Regions from separate parts of the Homo sapiens genome. Here all the other regions are linked to region 2. A link is a contact called in ENCODE Hi-C or POLR2A ChIA-PET data. All regions are on one chromosome and are shown on one strand. Each heading gives the region's core, a stretch centred on a gene start or an enhancer-like site at or near the end of the contact. The rest is flanking DNA. Distances are from core to core; before and after follow the strand shown. Region 1 holds the start of LINC02987 (long intergenic non-protein coding RNA 2987). Region 2 holds the start of URI1 (URI1 prefoldin like chaperone). Region 3 holds the start of ZNF507 (zinc finger protein 507).

Region 1 (4,194 bases), core at 1,483-3,982, 2.1 Mb before region 2:
AATACTACCATTGTGAAATCCACACATTAAAAAACCACATCAAACAATGTACTCCAGGGTGAAAGACAAAAAGCTTCTGCTCTAAGCTCAGGAACAAGGCAAAGGTGTCTGCTTTTGCTATTTCTATTCCACATAGTGTTGGAAGTTCTAGTCAAATTAAGAATTAAAAAGAAACAAACTATCCAAATTGGAAATGTAGAGGTAAAATTACTCTAGCCTACAGATAATATAATTTTATGTGGAAAGCTCTAGAGATTTCACAGATCCACACAAAAAGTATTACAACTAATAAATTCAGCATAGTAGCAGCATACAAAATTAACATGCAAATATCACTTGTGTTTCTATACAGTAATGATGAATAATTAGAAAACAAAACTAAGCAAACAAGCACATTTACAATAGCACTGAAAAGAATAAAATACGTCGGGAGTAACAAAAAAAGCAAAAAATTCTATTTTGCAGAAATAGAAAAATCCTACCTAAATTTCATATGGAATCTCAAGGGACCCCAATGAGTCAAAATTATCTTGAAAAAGAAGTCCAGTGTTACAAAATGTACACTTATTCATTCCAAAGCTTAATACAAAGTTCCAAAATAGTGTGGTACTGGCAAAGAGACACACATATGGACACTGGAACAGTATAAAGCAGCATATGGTCAAATAATTTTTGATGGGGATACAAAGACCGTTCAATGGGCAAAGGACTGTCTTTATAACAATTGGTGCTGGGAAAAAATGGATATCCACAAGCAAAAGGATGAAGTTGAACATTTACCCTACACCATAAACAAATAAAAATGCATCAAAGACCTAAAGGTAAGAACTTAAAGTATAAAATTTTTGAATAAAATATAAGTAGAAAACATCATGACAATATCACAAATATAATGACACATTTAAAAAAGTAGATGTGGCCAGGCATGGTGGCTCACGCCTGTAATCCCAGCACTTTGGGAGGAGGAGGCAGCCGGATAACGAGGTCAAGAGATTGAGACCATCCTGGTCAACATGGTGAAACCCCGTCTCTACTAAAAATACAAAAATCAGCTGGGCGTGGTGGCGCATGCCTGTAGTCCCAGATACTTGGGAGGCTGAGGCATAAGAATCGCTTGAACCCAGGAGGTGGAGGTTGCAGTGAGCCGAGACAGGCCACGGCACTGTACAGCCTGGTGACAGAGCGAGACTCTGTCTCAAATAACTAAAAAAGAAAAAAAGAAAAAGTAGGTGTAAAACTATCCATAGTAGATACTCTCATTTACATAAAATCCAGTAAGAAAACAAAACTGAAGTTCTGGCTTCCGGTAATACTGGAGTAGCTTGCTAAACTAACACTCTCACAGATAACAATGATACAATCTGGATAAAATATTATATATAGTTACATAGAAACATTCATCTATATACAATACATACATACGTGTGTGTGACTGAATGAGAATTTCAACCTTTCCCACCGTAGGGAAGATAATTATTCTGTTTGAATTCAGCCACATTTACCCCCTCTTCAAATAATAACAATGCTCTTCCAAAGAATACAACAGAATTTAGTCTCTATAACTAATATTTATAATTTCTATTACACAATATTAAAATTCATAAAATGTGTGAAGAAATGTAACATGCAAACTATACACAAGATAAAAAGCAGGCAGCAGAAGCTATTTCTAAGATGTCCGAGATGATGTAATCAGCAGACAAGTATTTCAGGGCAGCTATTATAAGTACGTTCATGGGGGTAAAGGAAAATATTCTCATAATGAATTAACTCATGTAGAGTCTCAGCAGAGACATGGAAATTATAAAAAGAGTAAAATAGAAGACAATAAAATAATAAAATAAAAAGAACTTTTAGTTTACAGAGTAGAAACAGAAGACAGCAATATAAACCATCCAATCTGAAGACTGAAACAAGTTTAAAGAAAATGAAAAGAGGCCTAAGAGACCTGTGAAATGATTGAGTCTGAGACAGAGAGGGAGAGACAGAAAAATTAAATATAATACAAAAACAAATAAACAATAGCTGAAAATTTAAAAACTTGGTCAAAACCGCAAATTCTTATATTCAAAAGGTGAACACACTCCAAAACAAAAACAAAAACAAATAAAACCATATCGAGGCCCTACTGTGATTTAGAAAACTGGCAGAGCAAGATTTTCCAGGGAGTTGCTATGATTTCTCATTTTCACTATTTATAATAATGGAAAATATGCACTCCTTAGTTTTCTTCTTGGAGAAAGTCTGACTTGTCAAACACAGATGACTTTTCAGTTTAGTTTTCAAGGTTTAATTTCTTACCTTGGAAATCAATTAAATTTGTTTCTTTAAAATGTCGCAGTAAAATTGCTCCTCCAGACAGATGTCCACGGAGATTCTGTCCTGCTGCGTCCGCCTTTCACAGAACTGAGGTTGTTCCTACACCAGTTTCAGAAGCGTGTAGGCACGCTTTATTACAGTGGCAGCAGCGTCCCTGTGCGAGGTCTAACCCAGGTGTGGGCCCTGCAGCCAGCCCGGGGGTCCAATGGGTCCTCCTATGGAGCACAGGAAGAATCGTGGCAGGCCAGAGATAGACAAAAGGTGGCTTTTAAAAGGGAAGTGTCAGGTTACCAGGGACTGGGTACTTTTACACGCGGACCTTCGGCCCTGCCCATAGAAAGGGGCAGCACTGCGCATCTCTGAAGGAGTGTGGCAAAGGGTGGGGCAATAAGAAGGGTGGGGCAGAAAGGAGTGGCCCCTCAGGAGGAAGGGGCGGGGAGATCCCAGCTACTAGAGGACGCCCGTTCCAATGGCAACTCTGCCAAGGCGCCTATGAGAGCCTCTTGGCTTTTACCTGGTCTGCGAGAAATCAAACTTTGGGCACAAGTCATGAAGCCGACAAGCCCGGGAGACACAGTGTCAGAATTACAAGGTGAGATCAGCCGCCCGGCCAAGCTATCTTCTCGCTAGCAGGTGAGGCCCGTGAACAGCCAAGCTCCCCTTGGCACGGCGGAACCGCAGTGGACGCGTGGAGGGGCTCCGTAGAGGAGGGACCTTTGCTTGGGATGCGGGGAGCTGTAGTCTCTTATCTGCACCCAGCTTGTTAGTTGTACGCCTGCAGGACTACAATCTCAGCACAAAGCAGGATTGTAGGGCGGTGCGGATCCCTGGAGGGAGACAGCGCGGTGCGCTCCTGCCGGCCATGCTGGCTGGGGTGGTGTCTTAGGCGGTTCCAGCCGTTAGTCACAGGGCGGCCGGACTACAATCCCAGCATACAACGGGAGTGGAGGTGGTGACCTTGAGAGAGGGCCTGTGCTGTGCGCGCCTCGCGGGGCATGCTGGGAGCAGTAGCATCTTAGCTGCTTCCGGCCGCTGGTCGCAGGGCTGCGGGACTACAATCTTCGCATGAAATGGAAGAGAGGGTGGTGCGGATAGCTTGAGGAAGGTACGGATACCTTGAGGGAGGTATGGATACGTTGAGGGAGGTACGGATACGTTGAGGGAGGTTACGGATACGTTAAGGGAGGTACAGCAGCGGTGCGCGCCTTGCAGGGCATGCTGAGAGGAACAGTTTTTTAACTGCTTCTGGCTGTTGGTGGCAGAGCTGCGGGACTACAATCCCAGTATGCTACGGGAGTGGGGATGATGCTGGTCCCTTGAGGGGGGGGGGCAGCGCGGTGCCCTCCTGCCGGGCATGCTGGTAATAGTGTCTTAGCTGCTTCCGGCCGTTGGTCGCAGGGCTATGGGACTACAGTCTCAGCATGCGCAGGGTTCAAGGGTGTTGCGCAGCCCCGCAGGGAGGGGCAGGGCGGTGTTGACCTCTGTTTCCAAACCCATGCTGGCTACTGAATCTGTGCCACCCCTGGCTAAGGGGAGTGAGTCCATAGAGGGACTTGAAGGGCAGGTCTGGGCTGGGCAGTGAGGAGAGTATGATACTGCAAAGTGCGCCTCGCCTTTGCCAAAATCGGTCGGGTCTCAGGCTCACCCCACCTCCCGCTGCTCAGTTCCGTTTCCCTCCAGAGCATCAAGCCTCCTCCCGCCCAGGGGGCCTCCTGCTTTCCTAAGCTGCTGTGGAATCGGCCTGAGGTCCCAGACGCTGTCCATTGTGCTGCTGCTCTCTGCTTTCTCCAGCCAGAGTGCCAGTTCATCCGCTTTTGGGAGAACTCCGCCGCCTGGCCTGCCCGCGGAAAAGGTCACAGCTTTGCAGGGGGTGAC
Region 2 (4,457 bases), core at 1,946-4,445:
CTCGGCTCACTGCAACCTCCACTTCCAGGGTTCAAGTGATTCTCCTGCCTCAGCCTCCCCAGTAGCTGGGATTACAGGCATGCACCACCACACCTGGCTAATTTTGTATTTTTAGTAGAGGTGGGGTTTATCCATGTTGGTCAGGCTGGTCTTGAACTCCCGACCTGAGGTGATTTGCCTGCCTTGGCCTCCCAAAGTGCTGGGATTACAGGCGTGAGCCACTGCGCCTTGCCAATTTTTTTTTTTTTTTAGACGAAGTGTCATTCTGTTGCCCAGGCAGGAGTGCAGTGGCATGATCTCTGCTCACTGCAACCTCTGCCTCCCAGGTTCAAGCGATTCTCCTACCTCAGCCTCCCGAGTAGCTGGGATTACAGGTGTGTGCCACCACGGCGGCTAATTTTTGTATTTTTAGTAGAGATGGGGTTTCATCATGTTGGCCAGGCTGGTCTCAAACTCCTGACCTCAAATGATCCGCCTGCCTCCACCTCCCAAAGTGCTGGGATTACAGGCATGAGCCACTGCGCCCGGCCAAAGCTGATCATTTGAAAGTGTGATAAGTGCTACAAAGAAAATTTAAAAAGTGAGGTGAGGGCAGATGCCTAGAGGAGAGGGGAGGGGCTTTTGTGGACAGGAGATCAAGAAAGCCCTGTTATTATTTGAACTGAGGCCTGAGTAATGGCAAGGAGGCAACCATGGAAAGATATGGGAGAAATATTGCAGGCAGAGAGATCAGCAGGTGCAAAGGCCCTGAGGCAGGAACTAGTCTGGAGTATCTGAAGAAGAGAGAAATTGTTGTGGTTGGCTTGAGTGGTAGGGGGCTTGGTTGGAGGTGGGGAAGGTGGGTCCGACAATGCTGAATTCTAGTAGGATGTCTGGATTTGATTCTGGTTGCTGTGGGAAGCCATGGAGGGCCCTAGAAGGGAGACTGACATGACCTGATCCCCTTTGAAAAGCTCACCCAGACTGCTGAGTGGATAATAGTTTAGAGGTGTGCGAATTGGATGTCTTTGGCTGCTCATGATAGAAAATTGTCCTGGTCATTTAGAAAATTTACTGGCCTTTTAAACGGGAAGTTCAGAAGTGATGCAGACTCCAGAGCTGGTTGATTCAGCCCTGGATCAAGTTCTGTGATGCTGTCAAGGATTGGGTTCTGTTCTCAGCTCTGCTGACCACAGATCGCACTTCATTCTGAGTACTGGAGTGTCTAGGTGGTCTGGGGGGCTGTCTGATACACATGGGGCTACCTGCTTTGCACTTCCTGGCCAAGGGGATAGACTGATTCCTTATGGGAGCACTTTTGAAGAATGAGGAAGAACCTTCTCAGGAGAGGCGTGGTGGCTCTTGCCTGTAATCCCAGCACTTTAGGAGGCCAAGGCGGGTGGATCACTTGAGGCCAGGAGTTTGAGACCAGCCTGGCCAACATGGTGAAACCCTGTTTCTACTAAAAATACAAAAATTAGCCAGGTGTGGTGGCACGCGCCTGTAGTCCCAGCTACTCAGGAGGCTGAGGCAGGAGAATCGCTTGAACCCAAGAGGCAGAGGGTGCAGTGAGCCAAGATGGCACCATTGCACTCCAGCCTGGGCAACAGAGGAAAAAAAAAAGAACCTTCCCAGAAGCCTCCAGGAAGTCTCTGTTTGGACGACATCGCACACCCATTCTTGAACCAACTATTTAGAAGGGAGATGCATCACCCCCTTTGCCTGGAGCTAGGGGGTGGGTCAGCTTCCTACAGGCACAGGACTATGTGGTCGCGGGTTAAGCCCCTAAACGAGGGGAAGTGGGGTGGGCAGCAGCCGATCTCCATTACAAGGGACAAGAGTAGGGGCAGCAAGGCCAGATCAATGGTTGCTGAGGTGGCTGGGGATGGAGAGAGGATGGTGGTGGTAGAAGAGATGGTAACAATGGTCAGGTCCTGGCTGTTCCAGAGGTGATGATGGTTGGATATGCAGTGAGGAAAAGACAGGAATGAACATTTATCTTTTCCCAAGTTGTCCTTGCTTTCTTCCTTTGAAGCCATAAAAAGGAAAAAAAGGGTGGATCTGGACTTGGGAGCTGGGCAGGAGTGAGGGAAGAGAAGCAGAGCAAGCAGGCACACCAGGCTGTGACTCTGCAGGCATCTCTCTGCCTAGACTTGTCTGTATGATGTGGAACGAACACGACCCATCTTTACTGCTAGCGACTGCAGCAGATAAGGCAAGGCCACTTTCACGCAGTTAGGTTAATAGGAGGCTGTACAAAGGGCTGTAGGAGGAAGTGGGCACAGGAGTTCTAAAATAATTGGAACGGCCAGGTGTGGTAGCTCACACCTGTAATCCTAGCACTTCAGGGAATCCAAGACAGGAGGTTAGCTAAGACAGGAGGCTCGCTTAATGTCAAGACCAGCCTGGGCAACATAGGGAGACCCCGCCTCTACAAAAAATAGAAAAATTAACAGGATGTGTTGGTGCGGGCCAGTGGTCCCAGCTACTCCTGAGGCTGAGGTGGGAAGATCGCTTGAGTCTAGGAGTTTGAGGCTGCAGTGAGAAATGATGGCACTACTGCACTCCAGCCCGGGCGACAGACCAAGACTCAGTCTCTTAAAAAAAAAAAAAAAAAAAAGAAAAGTGGGGGCAAAGTTATCCTTGGAAAATTTCTTAGTCCATTCATAGCAGCATATTAAAATTAGTACAGTAGCTTAATTTATATAAGAGAAAATACAATGTGTACAGTAATTAATGAACATGCAAAATATAATTGTATATTTCAACTCACTAAAAAGGCACAGAAAGAGTTGAATTTGCTAAAATTAAATGTGCTTATGAAACAGCTCTAGTACATGAATTAAGCTCCTAGATACAGATGCAGCGCCAAACGACGGGGAGGGAGATGGGGCACTCAAGGCGACACGCGGCTCTTGTTGCCGAGCGTTTCCTGGGCGTGGAGCTTCTATAGAATGTAAGCTTTTTTTTTTTAAGGTTCCAAAGCCTATATTTAGTGCTTTCATATACGTAATCTCAAAAAAAAAAAAAGAAAGAAATATCGGCATAAAATGTAAGCTTCCAGAGGGATACAAACGCAGCCCAGCGCGGACACCGCCAGCCCCAGCCACGCGGTTCGCATCAAGCGCACTCCCCTGGGGGCGGGGCCTGCGCGAGCTGGGCGTGTCGGGGGCGGGGCCTGCGCGCTTGCTTCCGGCGTGCCGCGAGAGGCGGGGCGTGTGGGGAGGCGCGGCCGCCACGCGACGCCTGGCTGGGCCCGCACCGGAGAGGCGTCTCGGTACCTGGCAGGCGGCCTGCTACTCGGAGCCCGCTGCGGGGCGGCGGCGGCGGGGACATGCACGTGTGAGATGCGGCAGCGGGCGGCGCGGACGCGAACAGCAGCGGCGGCGGCGGGCGCGGCCTCCTGGGCGCGGGGCGCGCGGTGCCTGAGGGCGGGCGCGCGGGCGCTGGGCAACTGCCGGCCGCGCCGCCTGCGCAGGCGCTGGTTCAGGACTCACACGCCGCGCTGAGGCCCGCGGGCCCGTCATGGAGGCGCCCACCGTGGAGACGCCCCCCGACCCCTCGCCCCCTTCGGCCCCGGCCCCTGCCCTGGTTCCGTTGCGCGCCCCGGATGTGGCGCGGCTGCGCGAGGAGCAGGAAAAGGTAACTAGCAGCCCCGCGCCGCTTCCGCCTCCGCCCGCCGGGCTGCCCCTGCCTGTGCTCTGGGCCGCCGCCCCGCGTGGCCTAGGCCCAGCTGCCCGGGCCCCCGGAGGGAACGGGGATAAACTTTTGTCACGTGCTTCTGTTGTCTTTGTCTGCAGCCCTTTGACTTCGCAGCGGAGTGAGGGGTGTGCAGCCCGTTCGCCTGCCCAGGAAAGGGGGCTTCTGAGCTGAAGGCGTGCGGCAGCGCGTGGGAATTTGGGGGCGGGGGCAGCACGCTGTCAACGGAAGCGTTCGCCTTAATATTTGTAGCTTGTAATGACCTAAACATTGCTTAAAATGTGTACTGTTTGTTGCTCTTTGATTGCACGGAAAAGTTTTACCGCGTTTGTCATGATAATGCTTCCTGTGCAATATTTGGTTATTTAATATTTGTCACAATATAATGCCATTTAAACATTAAAAAAAAAAGAGAGTCTCACTATGTTGCCCAGGCTAATCTCGAACTTCTGGCCTCAAGCGATCCTCCCCCTCCTACCCTTCCCCACCTCGCCTCCCAAAGTGTTGGGATTATAGGCCTGAGTCACCGCACCCGGCTCATTTTTACAAATTTTAATTTCATCGTATAATAAATGAGTTTTAAACTACTGGTGAAAAGGGTACAAAGTTTTGTGTTTCCTAGTGGGACTTTATATAAAGAAGTATTCCCAATTTAAGAAATAGTTTTATTGTTAAATCTGATTTTTCTGTGGATTCTGTGGTCTTTCAGATTGATTCTGTCCCCTCAAGTGTCTTGAAATTGTTACTTTGAAAAGCAGTATTTAATTTGCTTAAAATAT
Region 3 (3,863 bases), core at 137-2,636, 2.4 Mb after region 2:
AAAAAAAATTACTCAACATTTTATTTTTTCACAGCTATTTGGTCTAATTGGCAAAGGATTCTGTGGAATAGCAGAATTCTAACTTTGCAGCCGGGCGCGGTGGCTCACGCCGGTAACCCCAGCACTTTGGGAGGCTGAGGCGGGCGGATCATGATGTCAAGAGATCGAGACCATCCTGGCCAACATGGTGAAACCCCGTCTCTACTAAAAATACAAAAAAATTAGCTGGGCATGGTGGCACGCCCTGTAGTGCCAGCTACTCGGGAGGCTGAGGCAGGAGAATCACTTGAACCTGGGAGGTGGAGGTTGCAGTGAGCCGAGATTGCGCCCCTGCACTCCAGCCTGGGGAGAGAGTGAGACTCTGACTCAAAAAAATAAAATAAAAATAAAAATAAAAATTCTAACTTTGCTGGTTTCCTAACCCCCAAATTCAGATGAATTTGAATTCTGAAATACAGTAACAGGAATTATCAGCCTGTCTGATTCTAAATTTTGTTGGATCTTCCTCCCAGGACCGTGGACAGCCCAGCCAGCTGTAAAGGCCTCTAAAAAGATCTGGAACAGATCCCCAAGAGGTATCTCACCAAATGAGTCCATTCCACTACAATGGCCAGAATCTTCAGTTTTACACCCTTGCTCATGCCCACCGCTCACCCGGAGTCCAGACCCAAGCACCATGCTGCGTAGTTCCTAATACGGCAAAACTATCCAGCATTTTTGGTGAAATTGGCTGGAATGCTTCACTTAGTCCGTTTTTCACTGTTAGCAGGAGAACCACCCTAGTATCTTTCATAGAACAGATCCGAATGACAAACACCATCGTGCCCTCGGAGGGCTGAGCTTGTGTTACTGGGTCTGGTCCTACAAACCCTGAAAATCCTGAATCTCTCAAGCAAAGAGATTCCCCAGGGCCAGCTCTGGCCCTTAACAGGCACCCCTTAACGCCAAGCTGCGAATCTGGCTAGGACCTCTATATTTTAGCCAAGAACACCTTGAAATGTACAGTCCTACCAAAGGAACTAATACAAATCCAGAAGCACAAGGCTAAAGAAAAAAAAAAAAAAAACCCCAATGCCCATTGTTGAAAGCCAATTGCGGGGTGAGTGGGGTGATAAGGCTAGCCCACAGCGGATTTAGGCGACGTGGGGAGATGCCAAAGTGAATACACGGTGACTTCTAAATCTAGACGTCTGGAAGGGGCCATGAGAGCCAGACAACTGGGCCCGAACCCCGCCCGGGAGCCAGGGTTTGCAAGGGGCTAAACCGGCTGGGGAGCCTCCCTCTCGCGGGTCCAGCCTCGGCGGCCCGGGACGCCGGTAGGCGGGGCCTGAGCCTCGCCCCGCCCCCGCTGCCCGCCATTCGGGTCACCTGACCCACCCGCGGCTCACGTGATCCGTCCCCAGCGCCGCCATTTTGGAGCTCCGGATGAGGAGGGGGAAACCGGGGGAAAAGAGGGAAAAGAGCCGGGAGAGAGGTGGGCAAGGACGAGGGCGAGGGCACGGCCGGGTCCTGGCTGGCCAAACGAGGCTCGCGGAAGCAGCAGCCGCCGCCTGACCGCAGGTACCGCGCCCCGGGGCCGCCCCTCCGCCCGCTGTTAGCGCCGCCGCCGGCCATGTGCATCCTCCCCTCAGGCCTCTGCCGGCGCTCGCTTCCTCCTCAGCCGGCCGACCCCCGCCCGGTGCTAGCCACAAGCCCCAAGTTCCGTGTCCCGGTTCTGTCTTCTGTGCAGCAAGGCCTGCGGAGACTCTGGGCTTGCCCTGCAGCTGGGGGTGGGGGGAACTTGCTGCTCCCTGCATACTGTCACCAGCCCGGCCCGCCCGCAGGCGTTGCTTCCTTCTCCAGGCGTTGCTTCTTTCTGCAAATGTGAGATCGCTTAGGCCAGCCGGGATGGACCCAGCCACGATGTTCTCACAGCATCTTTTGATTAATTTTCTAAGCTCCCTCATTCCCGACCCATCACCTCAGTCCTTTAGCCAGTGCGTGGTGTAGAAAAAGCTACTACAGAAACGCAGCCCTGGTCTTCTGCATTTATTACCATCCTCTGGAGATAGAATGATGTCTCCAGAGATCACGGAGACCATCAGGGAAAGTTCCCACCTCTTAAGACCTGGGGGCATCGGAATGAATGGTTTGTGTAGAAGGCCGGGATGATTAATAAGGTGGCGGCCACTTTCCCAACCCCAAGGCGGTATTTTTAAGTTTCTGCAGTGGGCTGTAATTTGCTATCAGTCTGCATCGCTCTTCTCAGGCAATTACTGGATTTATCACCTCTTTGAGTTTGCACTTTCTCCAGTACTCCCCTCTCACTCAGAGTATGGGTTGCATTATTGATTAAAAGAAAGCCTGGCCCTTCATTCCTTTACCTCACTAACTCGTTGAAAATTAACTTCAGGGGAGCCCTAAAGATGTTTTTTCTGCCCTGGCAGTGAGCTATTTTACTTAACCGTAATCGATAAGGTAGTTGCATTCTAGGTGAAACGAATAAGCATTTTTTTATCTTTTAGATTTATTCCAGCCAGTATAAGAAACAGTGGCAAAGAAATGTAGGACCAGAGTAGGAAACTGCGTTAGAAGATATATAGGTCACACCACTGTGTCATATCTTTTTATGCTGTTTTTCTGCCTATTGTGCTTGGTTGCAGAATCACTCGTTAGATTGTATTTTTAGTTTAGATTAAAATAGCAATGTGCAATTTATTGTTCCATTCTCATTAGAAAATGTTGTCAGTAAAACCAATAGTGTTGAGTCCAGTACCTAAATTCTGAGGTAAAACAAAATACACAATTATTGGGAGAAGTTTCCAGAGCTATTTTTTCCTAACTTCTGCAAAATCCTCAAGTCGGCTTGTTAGATAAATTATTTAAATTTGCATTACGTAATAGGGTTGCATGAACATTCCTCTGAATTTCTTTTTACATGGAATATTGAGAAATTTTTCACTGCCAAAAAAAAAATCATTACTTTGTTTCACCAAGAAAGAGAAATGTTTTGATACTATATACTTTCGTTCTTGGCCACAGCTGGATTTTGAAGATTGATCCAAGGGACTGTATTAATTTCAGGAATTGATTTGAAAGACACTGGCTCTGCCACTTAACAGCCATGTAACCTTGGGTAAGTCACTTAAACCACACTGAGTGTTTCCTTATTTATAAGACTGTATAACACCCACCTAGCCTGTCCTAAAGAGTTATGAGGATCAGATACCACTAACATGTTTGATAGAGCCTAGCTGTAAGGAGCTGTTACTCTTTTCAGTATTGATATTTTGTACATTTTTATTCTCATTGAGAATTAAGATGAAAATTGGTGTATTAGAGAAAGCATGGTTTTAGAGTGAGATTGGCCTGGATTCCTGTTCTTAAACCAGTTACCACTTTGTGTCTGTGAGTCTCAGGTTTCTCATCTGCAAAAAAAAAAAAAATACACAAAATTTGAATATTACACAAAATCTACAGAGGCATTACTCCCTAGACTTGCACCTCATGGGCAAGGATTTCCTCAGTCATTTTTGTAGTCCCCAGCATTCTGGTTGGCACATTATAGGTGCTCAATAAATGACAGTAAATCTGAATATTGGTTAATGTTAGTTAGACCTTATGTCTTCATTGCAGCTGCCAAATTAGAATATTCTCTCAGGCTATGTGCCAACTAAGAAACTCTAGACTATGAAACTCCATATACTTGTGATATTTATACTCATTTTTTTCTTAGTGGTAATTAATAATTACCTTGGGCTCAGAAGATTTTAAATCAAATAAATTGTAGCCAATATAGTGAGGTAAATCTATAAATAATGTGTAAGCAGTTTCCAGGTAACTTTATAGACAGTTTATAATTCAGGGACCTGAAAGTTCATCTA

What was found. A loop is a pair of places that touch in the nucleus more often than their neighbours do. ChIA-PET counts read pairs that join two places held with the same protein, here RNA polymerase II (POLR2A). Pooled maps may share reads with other maps.
Region 1: a map of CD8-positive, alpha-beta T cell shows a loop between it and region 2 (19-fold over the local background). The contact joins the promoter of LINC02987 here to the promoter of URI1 in region 2. A Hi-C loop is called at or near these places in 2 of 168 maps with a recorded cell type or tissue (CD4-positive, alpha-beta T cell and CD8-positive, alpha-beta T cell) and 11 of 50 pooled maps. POLR2A ChIA-PET finds 5 or more read pairs at or near these places in 3 of 52 experiments (CD4-positive, alpha-beta T cell, CD8-positive, alpha-beta memory T cell and activated B cell).
Region 3: a loop to region 2 is called in a map of CD8-positive, alpha-beta T cell, with 20 times the contacts of the local background. The contact joins the promoter of ZNF507 here to the promoter of URI1 in region 2. A Hi-C loop is called at or near these places in 4 of 168 maps with a recorded cell type or tissue (CD4-positive, alpha-beta T cell, CD8-positive, alpha-beta T cell and naive thymus-derived CD4-positive, alpha-beta T cell) and 11 of 50 pooled maps. POLR2A ChIA-PET finds 5 or more read pairs at or near these places in 1 of 52 experiments (T-cell).

Annotation. Positions count from the first base shown.
Region 1 is chr19:27,790,699-27,794,892 of GRCh38, forward strand. LINC02987 (long intergenic non-protein coding RNA 2987) reads left to right here and starts at 2,733. Exons shown (of 7, transcript NR_146733.1): 1 at 2,733-2,911. LINC00662 (long intergenic non-protein coding RNA 662) reads right to left here and starts at 3,242. Exons shown (of 3, transcript NR_027301.1): 1 at 2,834-3,242; 2 at 2,302-2,534; 3 at 1-1,203. RefSeq lists an enhancer at 2,975-3,454.
Region 2 is chr19:29,939,044-29,943,500 of GRCh38, forward strand. URI1 (URI1 prefoldin like chaperone) reads left to right here and starts at 3,196. Exons shown (of 11, transcript NM_003796.3): 1 at 3,196-3,621. The coding sequence starts at 3,505. RefSeq lists an enhancer at 2,942-3,031 and a silencer at 3,052-3,721.
Region 3 is chr19:32,344,224-32,348,086 of GRCh38, forward strand. ZNF507 (zinc finger protein 507) reads left to right here and starts at 1,387. Exons shown (of 7, transcript NM_001136156.2): 1 at 1,387-1,560; 2 at 3,022-3,115. LOC124904689 (a long non-coding RNA gene) reads right to left here. Exons shown (of 2, transcript XR_007067225.1): 2 at 3,262-3,407. RefSeq lists silencers at 1,211-1,340, 1,371-1,560.